Linked DNA regions of Homo sapiens: regions 2, 3, 4 and 5 are each linked to region 1. A link is a contact called in ENCODE Hi-C or POLR2A ChIA-PET data. All regions are on one chromosome and are shown on one strand. Each heading gives the region's core, a stretch centred on a gene start or an enhancer-like site at or near the end of the contact. The rest is flanking DNA. Distances are from core to core; before and after follow the strand shown.

The links. Hi-C counts contacts between places; a loop is a spot of excess contacts on that map. ChIA-PET counts read pairs that join two places held with the same protein, here RNA polymerase II (POLR2A). Pooled maps may share reads with other maps.
Region 2: a map of B cell shows a loop between it and region 1 (19-fold over the local background). The contact joins the promoter of SPRED2 here to the promoter of EHBP1 in region 1. A Hi-C loop is called at or near these places in 3 of 168 maps with a recorded cell type or tissue (B cell and CD8-positive, alpha-beta T cell) and 11 of 50 pooled maps.
Region 3: a map of CD4-positive, alpha-beta memory T cell shows a loop between it and region 1 (14-fold over the local background). The contact joins the promoter of ACTR2 here to the promoter of EHBP1 in region 1. A Hi-C loop is called at or near these places in 1 of 168 maps with a recorded cell type or tissue (CD4-positive, alpha-beta memory T cell) and 11 of 50 pooled maps. POLR2A ChIA-PET finds 5 or more read pairs at or near these places in 1 of 52 experiments (T-cell).
Region 4: a loop to region 1 is called in a map of naive thymus-derived CD4-positive, alpha-beta T cell, with 25 times the contacts of the local background. The contact joins the promoter of RAB1A here to the promoter of EHBP1 in region 1. A Hi-C loop is called at or near these places in 1 of 168 maps with a recorded cell type or tissue (naive thymus-derived CD4-positive, alpha-beta T cell) and 9 of 50 pooled maps. POLR2A ChIA-PET finds 5 or more read pairs at or near these places in 1 of 52 experiments (CD4-positive, alpha-beta T cell).
Region 5: a map of CD8-positive, alpha-beta T cell shows a loop between it and region 1 (9-fold over the local background). The contact joins the enhancer-like site here to the promoter of EHBP1 in region 1. A Hi-C loop is called at or near these places in 2 of 168 maps with a recorded cell type or tissue (CD8-positive, alpha-beta T cell and naive thymus-derived CD4-positive, alpha-beta T cell) and 6 of 50 pooled maps.

Annotation. Positions count from the first base shown.
Region 1 is chr2:62,704,262-62,707,052 of GRCh38, reverse strand. It overlaps EHBP1 (EH domain binding protein 1), which reads right to left and starts at 1,340. Exons shown (of 23, transcript NM_001142616.3): 1 at 1,001-1,340; 2 at 1-156. RefSeq lists silencers at 1,004-1,083, 1,204-1,463 and an enhancer at 1,494-1,633.
Region 2 is chr2:65,431,161-65,433,951 of GRCh38, reverse strand. SPRED2 (sprouty related EVH1 domain containing 2) reads left to right here and starts at 1,353. Exons shown (of 6, transcript NM_181784.3): 1 at 1,353-1,990. The coding sequence starts at 1,965. RefSeq lists silencers at 1,451-1,650, 2,421-2,470, 2,501-2,791.
Region 3 is chr2:65,226,448-65,229,238 of GRCh38, reverse strand. ACTR2 (actin related protein 2) reads right to left here and starts at 1,408. Exons shown (of 9, transcript NM_005722.4): 1 at 1,282-1,408. The coding sequence starts at 1,329. It overlaps LOC124907779 (a long non-coding RNA gene), which reads left to right and starts at 1,640. Exons shown (of 2, transcript XR_007086461.1): 1 at 1,640-1,758. RefSeq lists enhancers at 477-566, 639-1,527, 1,528-2,417 and a silencer at 1,067-1,256.
Region 4 is chr2:65,128,662-65,131,452 of GRCh38, reverse strand. It overlaps RAB1A (RAB1A, member RAS oncogene family), which reads left to right and starts at 1,347. Exons shown (of 6, transcript NM_004161.5): 1 at 1,347-1,560. The coding sequence starts at 1,538. RefSeq lists silencers at 849-1,198, 1,699-1,748 and enhancers at 1,051-1,564, 1,309-1,568, 1,565-2,079.
Region 5 is chr2:64,748,691-64,751,481 of GRCh38, reverse strand. No RefSeq gene overlaps it. Among named protein-coding and RNA genes, the nearest start is that of SERTAD2, 96 kb to the right of the region's middle. RefSeq lists silencers at 1-759, 1,091-1,160. Within about 2 kb of position 1,386, at least 36 of the 41 ENCODE cell types and tissues checked have a DNase peak (open chromatin) inside an H3K27ac peak, as active enhancers do; they include CD8-positive, alpha-beta T cell, where a contact is called at or near this core.

The DNA of each region.
Region 1 (2,791 bases), core at 91-2,590:
TAAGTCTTCTCCCTGTTTCACAGGGTAAATCCCATCTTAGATGAATGGCCCAGTCAAGAACACTATGATATACGTGACAGGATGAGTGGGAAGGGGTTCCCTCATGGAGACATCACCATGCCACCTCAGGGGCTATATGATGGGTATTCTGGAGGGCTGAAAAGCAAAACAAAGACAAAAAGAGAAAGAATATGAGGAGAGAATCATGAGAAATGACTAACCACCCATGTTAAATAACGCTGCAAAAGACCATCCCAGTTCTCTGCATGTCTTTTAAACAATGAAACAAAACACTGACCTCAAAAGCCAGTAACATCAAGGATGCAAGACACCAAGGAAGAAATTACAATTCACACCGAAGACGTGGAGCGACACATCAGGTAGTCAGCACCAACAACAATCCAGAGAGACGGTAACTCGGGGCCCTACCTCCCCCTGTTAGCATCACTGAAGGGCGAGCAGAGCGGGAAAGTCTAGGGATGCTGTTTAATGTCCACCGCCAGAAAGAGGGAGAAGTGGAGTATTTTTTAATAAACTTTGTTTTTCAGTCGATAATTAATAGCCTCAAGTCCGACAATATGTGCTTGGAACAAATTAGGGAGCCAGGAGGAATGCTATTTTTCAGTCGGAGGGAGGAAATGGATGGGGAACGAGGAGTGGAGGGAAATCTCCAGGCAGAGAGAGGGCAATGTCCCGGCTCCAGGCCACTTGGGCTCCTTCGCTGCCAACCGGAGGGAAATGGAAACTCCTGCCTGGGGGTGAAGCAATGACCAGCGGGGCAAGTGGACTGTGCAGGGTGCGGTGCCTCCCTCCCCCATCCTCAGGGAAACAGTCCGCCGGAGCCCAGTCTCCTCACGCACGGAGCCCAGACCCCTGCCCCCCAGCGGAGACAGGCGGTGGCTCGTCCGCGGTCCCTGTCACCCAGGCGATACCAGAAGACCCCAGCCCGGACCCCGAGCCCCGGCCCCGCCGCTCGTCCACTCCCGCCCCCTCCTCACACCTCTAATCCCGCTGTCGGGCTGAGTCTGGCCCCGTTCCCTTCTCATAGCCGCTCCTCCGTCGCCGCCGCAGCAGCAGCCGCCGCCGCCACCGAGTCCTCCATCCCCGCCGGAGCCACATGGAACAGCCAAGCCAGCCACGGCGCTCGCGGTAGCCGGGATCTGCAGCCCCTCAGGCGGACGGCGCCCCTCACGCCCACCCCCTCCCTGACAGATCGCCCCGCGACCGTCCCCCACCCTACCAAGCCCTGCCAGAGCCACCGCTCAGCGCCCAGCACCCCCTCCCCCGCCTTTCTCCTCCGCCACCATCATCATTACCTCCCCCGCCGCACCTCTCACACTAACCCTACCCACGGCAGCTCAACCTCCACCGCCCCGCCGCCATTGGCCAGGCCCCGCGCGTGCCCCGCCCACCTCGGCGGCCGGGTCTTACAGCGGCTGGGGCACCTCATTGGTAGAACTGCCTGCCCATCACAGGGGCTCCGCCTTGCCCTTGCTCGGGAGGTGGTTTTTCCCCGAAGCCGGAATGCGACGCACAGGCTACCTTTTTTTTAAAAAAAAAAAGAAGGAACCGACTAAGGACGATCCCGCCCGTTCTTCTGATTGGCTTGGAGAGGGAAGCGATAGGCGGGAGGAATAGGGAGTGTTTATAGTGAACTGCAAGGTGATTGCAGAAGGTGGCTGTCCGTCAAAGGCGCCGCTGGTGCGGGGCTGGGTTTCTGGCCCCTAAGGGTGATTGCAGACCTAGAGATTGGCTTCGCTGCAGCTGTGGGCAGTGCAGCTGCCTGTGGGTTTCTCTCCTGTTCTCATCTCCGCCAGGACCTGGGCGCGCCCTCTCCTCCGCCACTGGCAACTAGGGTTTTTGCGCATAGCCTTTATTTCACCAGTTCCTCCTGGGATCTTACCTGACAACCTGAAGTAATGACCCTGTCAGGCACCCCCCGACACCCCGGCCGCTCCCCGCCCAACATAGAGTCAACTGGTCTTCAGTGGGATTGAATCAGCTGAGCTAGACACAAAATGTGTACAGTACAATTTCTTATTGTTCGGAGTCTTCAACATTTCTTTGAATCTTGGTTTCCTCTTCGCTGTCGGACTCTTTTGCCCCTAGTGAGAACTGTAGATGGATTTGGGAACAGCTAGCATATAAAAAGGGTGGTCAAAGGCAAAAAGGAGGAGGCAGAGTGAGGGCAGGGACACTCAATCTTGTTAAAAGAGCCAAGGGCCCTTTTGAGAATATGAAAGCTACAGATACTTTCTCAAGGGGGAAAAAGTGTTCTGTCTCAAAACACAAAAAATTGTTTTCAGTTTTAGGTGGTTCACAGACCCCTGGTGTGGAGAAAGAGGACAAAGAATGAAACTTCAGGGGAATCCTAGCATCTAAGGAATAAACAGAGTAAAATGGGAAAGAGACCGAGAAGGAATAATCAGAGAAGTAGGCGCATCAGCAAGCTATGGGCAGACAGTTTGGAAAAAAAAGAGAGGCAAGCTAACATAAAAAGAAAGCAAGCGGGATGGGTTCTGGAAACAAGGATCATTCAATCTTACGAAGGTTGGAAAGCAGGGTGCATGGACAAAGTAGCTTGAAAGGTGTTAGGGTCTAGGGAGGATTCTTTCAGGGACAGGAAGAGAGAGCAGTGATGGGTGAGAATTGAGTCCATCTGTAGACATTGGGGGCCAAGACAAAGTGGAGAGACATGTTGAAGAATCAAGAGAGATGGGGAGACAGATATAAGGCTTGAATCCAGTATCTAATTCAATTTCCACTTTCAATAAAGAAAATGATCTAATAA
Region 2 (2,791 bases), core at 104-2,603, 2.7 Mb before region 1:
CTACTGTGTTTGGAGAGCAGCAAGGGATAGGGACTATGTCTCTTGTTTCTTTTTCTTTCTTTCTTTCTTCTTCTTTTTTTTTTTTTTTGAGATGGAGTTTTGCTCTTGTTGCCCAGGCTGGGGTGCAGTGGCACAATCTTGGCTCACCGCCACCTTCACCTCCTGGGGTCAAGCGATTCTCCTGCCTCAGCTCCCGAGTAGCTGGGATTACAGGCACGCGCCACCACGCCCGGCTAATTCTGTATTTTTAGTACAGACGATGTTTCACCATGTTGGTCAGGCTGGTCTCGAACTCCCGACCTCAGGTGATCTGCCCGCCTCGGCCTTCCAAAGTGCTGGGATTACAGGCGTGTGCCACCGCGCCCGGCCGGGGCTGCTTCTTAACGCGAGAAATTCCATAATTTCTACGGAAATGCAAACGTTTCTGGGCTGTGCTGGGTTGACCTTTTTCTTTGCATGAGTAATGATTCTTAAAAACATCCGTTCCTTGGCCGGGTGCGGTGGCCCATGCCTATAATCCCAGCACTTTGGGATGCCGAGGCAGGCGGATCACGAGGTCAAGAAATCGAGACCATCCTGGCCAACATGATGAAACCCCCTCCCTACTAAAAATACAAAAATTAGCTGGGCGTGGTGGCGCGCGCCTGTAGTCGCAGCTACTCGGGAGGCTGAGGCAGGAGAATCACTTGAACCCAGGAGGTGGAGGTTGCAGTGAGCCTAGATCGCGCCACTGCACTCCAGCCTGAGGACAGAGCGAGACTCCATCTCAAAACAAAACAAAACAAAAATCCATTCCTCTATTGAGACAAAAAAGAAAAAAAATCACAAGATTCACGTGAAACGGAAAAGCCTCTGCCTTTCAGAACCTTGGCAAAGTCGAACCCCCTCCCCTCTCTGGTTGGGTTGGGCTGGAGAAGCCAGCCCCTGGCACCTGCGCCGCCCCTACCTTCCCACCCCGCGGTGGGGGTAGTTGTGCCTCTGAGCCTGAGCACCTCTTCAGCTGTTTTACTCCCTCCCCTCCCTTGAGTTTCCCATCTCTGCCCCCGCCCAACCCCCCGATTTTTAATCTTGGTGTTTGGAAGGAGGGAGGGGGCAAAAACGGGAGCCAGATGTGTACGAGTCCTCCGCTCCCGCCTCCTCCCTCCTCTCGGGCTTCCTAAAACCCGGAGCCCTAATCAAGGAGGATTCGGAGCCAGACGGTCGCGGCGCAAGCAAACAACTCGGCTCCGCGGCTCCCCCGGGAGTGGAAGCCAGGAGGGAGGGGGAGAGGAAGCGGGGCGTGCTCAGTAGGCGGGACAAAGTTTTTTTTTTTTTCTTCTCCCTTTTTTTCGGTCGCAAGTAGGAAGCTTTTTGCACTCCACCACCTCTGGCCGCTGGGAAGACGTCATCGCTTCCGCCCTACTTCCTCCTCCTGTTGGCGGCGGTGAGAATCCAATATGGAGTAAATCGGTGGAGTCGAGAGATGGGGCTCGGACGGGGCGCCCTGCACCGCCTCCCAGGCGCACCTCCCCCGGCCGCCGACCGCTCCCCGGAACCGTGATTGGCCCGGCCCCCCGGGGGCGACCCCGGACTGAGCCCCCCCACCCGCGGCCGGCGCTCTCCTCCTCCTCGCAGCAGTCCCTGCCGCTCCGAGGCGCGCTTGTTTTTCTCCTGCTCTCCCCCACCGCCGTCCCCTTCCCAAATCTCGCCCCCTCTGCCCGCTCCCGAGCCCCCGGAGCCTCCGCCCGCCTCTCCCCACGGCGCTGCGGCGTTCACTCCCCGCGCAGCCTGCCTTTGCACCCCTTCCCCCAAACCCTATCCCGCGCCCTGCTTCCCCTTCTGCTGCGGCGCCCTCTTCATCTCTAGCCGCCCCCCCTCCCCAAATCAGGCGATCTCCGGAGATGTGAAGAAGGGGGGCGAGCGGACAGGAAGATGAAGGGAGCAAAGCTGCCCGCCGCGGGACAGGCGTCTAGGTGAACAAGAAAATGACCGAAGAAACACACCCAGACGAGTAAGTTTGGTCGCGGGGTGGGACGAGGGTGCCCCTCAGGGGCAGCGTGGGGGCCGGGGCTGAGGATGCGGGCGGGGACGCTTATTGGGTGAACTTGGCGTGGGGTGCAGCGACTCGCTGACCTTTCGGCGTTGGGACGCGAGGCTTCCCTGCTTGTTGAAGTGAGGAGAGGGCAAAAACTGCTGCGGGCTGGCGGGCGCACGCCTAGGGTCGGCGGGCTGGTGGCAGCTCCGGGGGCCAAGGGCGTGCGGGTGACCTCCCGGCGGTCTCCGCTCCCTCTCGGAGGACTTACAGCTCCCCCGCCCCCGAAATCCTCGGCGGCTAGAGCGGAAGACCTGACACCCCCACTCCGGCTTCCCGGGGCTGGTGGGTTTTTGCACAGTGACTTTGTGACTCCCGCCGCCCCGCGAGCCCTGCAGTCCGCTCCGGAGCCCACTGGGGCCTAGGCTCCGCCATTTCGTTTTCTTGAATCGCTCTCATTTGCATACCACATTTTCATTCATAAAAAACACGGCGGAGCGAGAGGAGGACAGGCGCGGGCTGCGCGGGGGTCTGGTGCGCCAGGGTCCCCGCGCGGGCCGGCGTGCTGGAGCCGCCCGAGGGGCCCCGCGGCGCGTGAGTGCCTGTGCACGCGCTTGTGGCCGGCACACGCGTCCTGCGGGGTCGGGCGGCTCGGGGCGGACCGAGGCGTGTGCGGCGGGGGCGTGCGGGGCATCGCGCTGGGGGCGCGCGTGTGTGTGTGTGTATGTGAGTGTCCTCGCGGGTGCGCGTGCACGGGCTTGTGCCTGGCCCGCGGGCCCG
Region 3 (2,791 bases), core at 159-2,658, 2.5 Mb before region 1:
ATGTTGCAACATCAAAATGGTTAGAAATCACTATAGAAGTCATCCAGAATAAATAATATTTCCATCTTCTAATTTGCTGACTTTGCTACCCAAAATACATTTTTTTTTAATCTGGCAAGAGGGAGGTCTGAATGAAACAATTTTTTTTTTTTATAATTGAGACGGAGTTTCACTCTTGTCGCCCAGGCTGGAGTGCAGTGGCGCAATCTCGGCTCACTGCAACCTCCGCTTCCTGGCTTCAAGGGATTCTCCTGCCTCAGCCTCCCAAGTAGCTGGGATTACAGGCAAGCACCACCACGGCCGGCTAATTTTTGTATTTTTAGTAGAGACCGGGGTTTCACCACGTTGGCTGGGCTGGTCTCGAACTCCTAACCTCTGGTGATCTGCCCGCCTGGGCCTCCCAAAGTGCTGGGATTACAGAAACAATTTTCAAATAGTTTCTAAATCAGTGCTTTAGTCAGATTTTACAATTTTTGAATCTTAAAGGCTAACATTACCTGTATACTGAAACGAAGGGAAAAAAGGGGGCTGGGGGTGGGATAATCAACACTAATTAACTTCCCCTAAGGCTAGTGGAATTAACACTTGAGTCTTGCGGGATCCTAGGTCACCCAAAACCACTCAATGGAACATGCTGGTCTCCGTGGGCCTACTCCTGGGCCAAATACTAGTATGTAAAACAAAAAGTGAACGATGCGCTGCCGATCTGGACCCCTTCCCTCGAAAAAACTAATAAAAAGCCCAACAAACACAGCGAAAGGGCTGAGGTCCACACTCCATGACAGCACTTCCCTTTTTTTTTTTTTTTTTTTAAGTAAACCCGCTTCCTGCTTCTCGTTTGGTGTATCTTCAACTATACAGGAAGAGGAAGGCCTCTAGGTCTTTCTCCTTTTTACAAACCGGTGGCCCTGGGGAAAAGAGCCCTTCTCGGAACACACAAACCGAGCCTTTTACGCTTCCGTCCGCTTTAGCCCAATTGCCCCCGCATTAGCGCGGAGCAGGTCCCTGCCGGGCGGTCAGTAGGCTCCATGTCCAGTGCCGGTCTCGCCCGCCGCCCCCACCCGGAAGGGTGAGGGGGTGGCAGGCTAAATGGGTGGCAGGCTCAAGGGAGACCAGGGAACGGCCGGCTCGCTCCCACGCCCGCGGAGGTGGGAGGCACCGCCCCGCGCCCCTTCGCCCCGAGGGCCCGGAGGTGCAGCCCTGGGGGCCGAGGGCCCGTGCGCCAGCTGCTCGTCCCCGCCGGCGTCTGTGGCCGCCAAGGCCTCCTCGCGCGGCCCTTACCCCGGTGCCGTTGTCGCACACCACCACCTTCCTGCCCTGGCTGTCCATCGTCCGCCCAGGGAAGAGCCGCTGCAGCCGCACAACCTACAGCCACCGCCGCCCGGCCGTTTTCTCTTCTTCCTCTTGCGTCTTCCCGGCCCCTCCTTCGGCCCAACTTTTTTCCCCCGACCGGAAGCCGCCGCCGGGCTCCGCCCGTCATTTAGCTGAATGCCTGCACGAAAAGGGTGGGACGGGCAGGCAGCGCGACTGGCAGCGGTGAGCTCCAATAAAAGATGGAGGAGCGTCGAGGCCCCTCCCGCAGCTCCGCTTCCGGCTCGGCTGTCACGGTCGCTGCCCACCCGGGTTCTTCGCTGCTTCTAGTTCCGGGCGCTTTGCCGGGCGTTAATGGCGGCCAACATCGCCGGTGCTGCGGCTTTCTCCCTAAAGTGTCACAGGAGCTAAGGGCGCTGCTTAACGAACTGCAGAAGACGCAGGCAGGTGAAGGACACCGGTTCTGCTGCGGCAGTGGAATGTGGCGGAGAAGCTGGCGGGTAGGGCGGGGAGCAAGCCTGGAGGTCCTGGCGGACCCCACCATTCGACAGGGCTTGGTGTGTTATTGCTTCTAGGCCTTTTCAGCGGACAGAACTGGGATGGATACACACATGCTTATTTGAAATCATGCGTTTGTTCCATACTCCAATGTCAGCCCACCCCTTCTTTGCCCAAGTTGCTCTATGGTCAAGTGAGCGAGAGCAGGTGCCTGCATTTCCAGCCTCGTGGCTCACCGCCTCCTTCCAGTAGTCCCATGTTGCTTCACACCTCTTAAGTACATGTACTTCTGTGAACCCAGAGCCTTGGCTTTGAAATCAGACAACCCCAGTTTCAAACGTGGCGCTGCCACTCACGAGTTTTGTGATTTTGGCATACCCCTGTCTGCATGGGGATAATAACTTCTATCTCCATAGGTGTGGTGAGGATAAAAGTCTATGCATGGAGGAAATGTTCATTCAGTGGTAGCTATTTCTAATTCTGTTCTTCTGGACCTATGATTCTATCTACGATGCCTCATTTTTTTTCCTTTTTAATCAATTGGCAAACTTGTGCTCTGAGACCCAGCTTGTTACATCTCTGATGACAGCTGATATCCTCAGGATATTCCGTACTTCCTTTCTCCCTATTACTTTACTATGAATATATGAATAACATTGTGCTTATTGCATGCAACAAATATTTATTAGATGAATGACATTAAAATTCACCTTTAAAATGCCATCCTTTATGAGAGGTGAGAAATAGAACTTTTCCTTCGACATGGCTGTACATGTTCAACAACTAGAATAAAACAGTCATCATGAACCCTCAATCCAGTATTCTTTTTATAATATAGCTGCCTGTCAGTTTTCACTGTTCTTTTATTAGACCAGTGATTTTCAAACCTTTTTAAAGGCATACAGTGCTTTATTCAAATCTAATCTTATATGGAACCCTCAACACATAAATATTAAGATAAAAATAAAGCTGCCATTGTTGC
Region 4 (2,791 bases), core at 98-2,597, 2.4 Mb before region 1:
GCGTTGTAGGAATTTAAAGTGATTCTGCAGTAAGTCTCAGGAGACAATTTTCTTAGTTCTTAGAAGTTGGAAGATAAACTTTGGACAATGTATTACACTATGCCCTTTGTAATTAAATAACTCAAGATAATGTGTTAAAGTTTAGCGGAGATTTAAATTCCTGAGCTGATTAAAGAGAGCTGTTAAGGCCATAGGTTTTTTAAAAATGAGTTAATATTACTCCCAGAAATTGTAGGCACTATATAGTGATGAATTGCCTATTTTTATTGCTTATTATTTTCCAGTCTTGCAGAATGGCTCAGGGTTAGTAGCAACTAAAAGATAATACATTACAATTCAACCTGAAGGCCGGGACGAAGGTAGGAATTGGATTTTAGGCTGGCTCTGGGCTGTGTCCCTCCCATCCATGGGATGTGGAGCCATTGAAGGTTGTGGGGTCACGATGCAGGTGCTGTCTCAGAAAGATACATCCGACTGTGTGTGCAAATGGGCTGGGGCGGAGAGGAGAGAGAGAGGTAGAGTCCATTTGGAGACTACTGCAATAGCCAGGCTGACGAGTTAAGAGCGGGGCACAGTAAGAATGGGAAGAAATCTAAGAAGAAAATGGTAGTGCGCGGGGCCAACAATGGACGATGACCGAACCCAGGTGGGGATGGGTGAGTGACGAGAAGAACCGCTCCGTGCCGTCCAGGGAGCCCCTTGACTTCCCTTCTGTTCTTAGAGCGGACGTCCTCCTACCAGCCCCCAACCAGCGCCACCAGGGTGGCGCAAGCCTCAAGCTGGTCAGGTCAGCAACAGCCGCAACGGAGGCAGGAGCCGACACGCTCGTACCCCGGCCCCCTCCCCGCCCCCGCACCCCCGGCAGTCCCTCCGGTTTGACCACTCCCCCCGGTCCCTTGCCTCCCCCGACCCCCAGCCTCCGTCGGCCGCCGGCACCACCCTCCGCCCCTCTCCGCCCCCTCCCCCGTGGGGCGCTGACTCGCCCGGCTGCCACGTCTCACTGATGACATCACTAGGGCAGCTCGGCCTTAGCCAATCCGCCAGGGGGAGTCCGAGCGAAGTCCTAGCCAGCGAGTCAGAGGGGAGGGGAGCAGGGAGGGGCCGAGGGTGGGGAGGTGAGGGAGTGGGGAATGGGGCGGGCGACAACCCTTCAGGTACGCATGCCCCAGAGGCGCGGCGCTTGGCGGGAAGCTGAGTCCTGGCCTTGCGTCGCACTGTCTGTCCTCAGCTCGCGTAGCCGCGCTCGCGACTCCCTTTCCCGGCATGCCAGGCGGTGCGGCCGCCCTCTGGGCCGTGTAAAGGCCCCTCGGTCTAAGGCTTCCCTATTTCCTGGTTCGCCGGCGGCCATTTTGGGTGGAAGCGATAGCTGAGTGGCGGCGGCTGCTGATTGTGTTCTAGGGGACGGAGTAGGGGAAGACGTTTGCTCTCCCGGAACAGCCTATCTCATTCCTTTCTTTCGATTACCCGTGGCGCGGAGAGTCAGGGCGGCGGCTGCGGCAGCAAGGGCGGCGGTGGCGGCGGCGGCAGCTGCAGTGACATGTCCAGCATGAATCCCGAATAGTGAGTTCAGGAGAGCACCGGTCGGCTGGGTCCGTGGGCCAGCTTGGGGGATCTTAAAGGGGTCGAGGAGGGTTGGGGCAGAAGTCGGGGCATCGGCTGGGGTGAGGCGAGGGTGATGGGTCAGGAGAGGCTGGCGGCCGGGAGTCGGGCCCCATTGTCTGACGCGGAGGGGCGGCCGCGCGGGGGAGGGGTCGGGCCGGAGGGGTGAGCCGCCCGGGCCTGGACCGGGTCAGGTTAGAGGGCCTGACTGCGGGGCGGGTGCTGAGGAAGCCTGCCGAGGGGCCTGGGGCGGTGTGAAGGGGTATCTTCTCTCGGAGGCAGTGACTTTTGAAGGAGGACTTGTCTCTAAGGGGAGGGGATGGGGTGGGAGAGCCCTTCTAGAGGGCACTGTCAGACCCTGCGCCCGCACTCTGCGGAGCTGTCAGGATCTTCGGGGTAGAAACCAGCTTTACTTGTAAATCCTGAGCTTGTTGGCTCTCTCTCCTTCCATCCTCCCCGCCAGGTTTCAGGTAATATGGATGCTTTTCGGGACTGCGTGGGATTGAGGGGAATGAGTAGATGGTGAGAAGCAACTGAACATTTATTAGTTCTCTTTTTGAGTTGTGTCTTGGAGGAGTTGTTTAAGAGCTCGCCGGGTCCATTGCCCTCCTATAAAAACCTGGGCATTTGTGAGAATTTTGTTTTTTTTTTTTTTAAAGAGGACACCTAAGTCATTTTGTCTTCTGTGGGTCAAGGGAAAAAAAAAAAACTAAAGCCAAGAAATGTCTTTTTGATACTCGCAGATTAAAGGAAGCTTGCTGTCAAGTTGAAAGAGAAACGAACGGGACCTATGATAGATCTGTATGTAGGTTTTGGATTACCTGCTTGGATGCTTGCAGATAGGGAATGAGGTTCCATGACGTGTCATGAAAAGTTAATGCATTTCTTTTTCTTGCTTACTCAAGAAGTCACCACAGCAGATGTGACACACCTGGCACCTTTCCTGGGAACTGGTGTTCACTTCCCTTGGGTAGAGTTTGTTGGGCTCTCCTCAATGGCCCTTTAAAAATTTCCTCTACAGTTTACATGCATGTAAAGTAATGAATAATTGGAAGAGACCGAATTGGTATTCCTTTTCAGTGTCAAAGGCCTTTGAGGGATGGGGGAACATCAGTATTTGTTGTAAAAGTTGAGTTTATTTGCTGGTTTGGTCAATTACTGCTAGACATTTTCCCCTAAAAGGTCCACCCAC
Region 5 (2,791 bases), core at 137-2,636, 2.0 Mb before region 1:
GGGAGGGGAGGGCTGGCCCGGAGAGGAGCTGGTGGAGAGGAGGAGGCCGGGCCCGCCCGCTCCTTCCCCTCTGGCCGGCTGCGGAAGCCCTCTCCTCCCCATTGGCCACACGCTCGCGTCCATCACTCCCGCGAGGCGCTCGGATTGGCAGAAGGCGCACTTCTGGAGCGAGGAGGGCCGAGTGACTCCGCGGGTCTCCGGCGCCTCCTCCTTCCCTCCACCCCACACTTGAACGTCCACCCACCTCTCCCCACCCCCCACTCCACTGCCCCCGCCCCGCTCGCGGCAGTGTCCTTAGAAGACTCATTGGGCCAGGGGTGCAGCCAGCCGCTTAACGAGCCGCGCCGCCATAGGTCGAGGCCCACGCCCGTCGGAACGATGGGCCTCACCATTGGGTAGCTCCGCTCCGCTCCGCCCCCTCAGCTCCTCACCCTCTCGTCGCCGCCTCCTAGCTCACCTCTTTCTCGGCCCCCTTACCCCGCCCGTCCCCGCCGCATCACCCCTGTCCAGCTGGGCGGGGATTGCTGTACGACTCTGTAAAGTCTGTGAGTCACTGCACAACCCATCAATCCAATTAAATGTCTTGAGCGAGCCGAGCAGGCGGTGCTGCCGCCCGCCGCCGCTCGCCCCGCCGCGGCCGCCCCTGCTCCTGCTTGCAGCGCCCCTCTGATCCATGGCTGTCTGTCTGTACTTGTTACGGTGTAACATCCTCCTCCTCCTTCTCCTCCTCCTCCTCGGGAGCCGCTGCAACTTCCCCTCAGCCAGCCTCCTCCTCTGCCTGGGGACTGCAAAGGCATGGGATAGACCCAGAGCCGCTTCCCTCTGTCTCCCCTCCAGCCCTCGCTCAATTTTCCCCCCTTTAAATTAAAGTCTGTTCCTCGCTCCTCGTCGTTTTAGAGATTTATTGGTTGGTCTATTATTTCCCCTGATTTTATTTTCCCTCTCTGGGGCAGAGATCGTAGGGGCCGGTGGGTTTATTTTAGGGAGGGGGCGCTCCATCACCCCACCCCTCCGTTTCTCCTTCTCCCTTTTCGGCCGTGACTTGATTTCCCCGCTCCTCTGCGCTCCCACCCCTCGAACTCACCGTCCTGTACTCGAGTGACGCACAGACACCCCCCGCCCACAGCCCAGACGCCCCCTCCCTCGCTGCCACCCCGACCCGTCTCGGAGCTGGACTGGGTGCCGACTTCTTCGCAGAAGGGTGAGTGCTGTGCTGGGTTGGGTGAGGAGGATCTGAAAAAATGTGGTGGCCGGTCCACTGTTGGGGAGGGCAGGGATCAGGTTGTGGGCTGCAGGTTCCCGGTCCGGCGTGGATTTAAGGTGGCGACTCCCTCCTTTCCTCCCTCCCTCGCTCCCGCTTCCTCCGCCCCTCAGCTCCTTATTCACCAGCCTTGCTGTATATCTAGGTATTGCCAGACTTCCACCATCGGGGCATTATAACGCTTATAAAACATTTGGTAATGGCATGCTTTCTGTCTTTAGGATGCTTAGAGAGCAGTGATAGCCACCAATGTGATCTGATAGATTCTATCACCTGCAAAAAGTGTAAAAGGGACGATGGGTACGTTTTCTTCTAATTCAAAGTTAAACTTTTATTCAATAAAGGCAAGGCAGAAAGGTATTTTTAATTTTAATGCGTGGCGATAGGGCAGCGATAAAGCAGAGAAAGACAGATTGTCTAGTGGCATTGCTTAGTGTTTTTATTTGAAAATAGTTTTATGGGTTCCCTATTGAAAAAATATCAAGTCCGTATCAAAGGTTATGAAGTCTTTGAACCTGTTGGGGGAAAGCAAGGTAAGATGGAAATCCAGCTTGACACTTCATCTTTAGCTCACCTCTGTTACAGGGAGGCATTACAACACAGAGTTTTAAATTTCTCAGTCACTGGACACAATGGAGCATGTTAAGGATATGAGAGAAATATGGATTATTTCTCTTTTGATATCCATCTTTTGTGTACTTCATTGCTTGTTCAGCAATGTCATACTACAGAATTTTGTAAAATTTTGATTTGGTTTCTTGGTTGTCCATAGCTCAGAAGTACAAATACCTGTCTATATATGCTTTATGAGGATGTTGCCATATGCATCTTTCATATTTTGTTTGAAATAAAAGTAAAAATTATGAGAAATAGTTGCTCAGAGTTGGCTTCTGAGGTTGCTTTTTAGAATTCAGCTGTTTTAAAATGGTATTACTCTTTTTGAGTCAAGTTCTGGGCTAGTTGTCCACAAGATTCAAATGAGGCCAAACCAAACATGTTTTGAAACATTAAAGTACAGGAAAGGCCTCTTAATAGTTCATTCTCTCCTTCTCTTTCAGAGTAACCAGAATAAGTTGTTACTAAATTTAATTTTAAAGAATAGACTGTTCCTGTACCGAAATCTGCCAAGTTGCTACAGAAATATTTCTTTTTAAAGAGCAGAAATGTGTTTATGATCAGCCCAAAGTAGTAAAGATGAAAAGTGACTTAAATGTAAATGCTGTCTTAAAGAAATGCTTGTCATAAGCCCCAAAACCTTCCAGAGTGTTTCAGGAAGACTTACACAAAACCTTTTTGAATTGTTTAGTAAATTTTATCATGTGACCTTTTTTATGAGTGTAAGACTGAATTATTGAAAGACCTCATAGCACAAGGGAGCCATGCTGCCAGAGTTTGAATCTTACCACCATCCCTCACTGGCTGTGTGACCTTGGGGGACGTTTCTAACCTGGCTTTTGTGGGTTTTGTCCTGTAGATGGAAAGAATGACTTCTCAAGGGGTTGTTGTAAGGTTGCATGAGAGTACATGTCA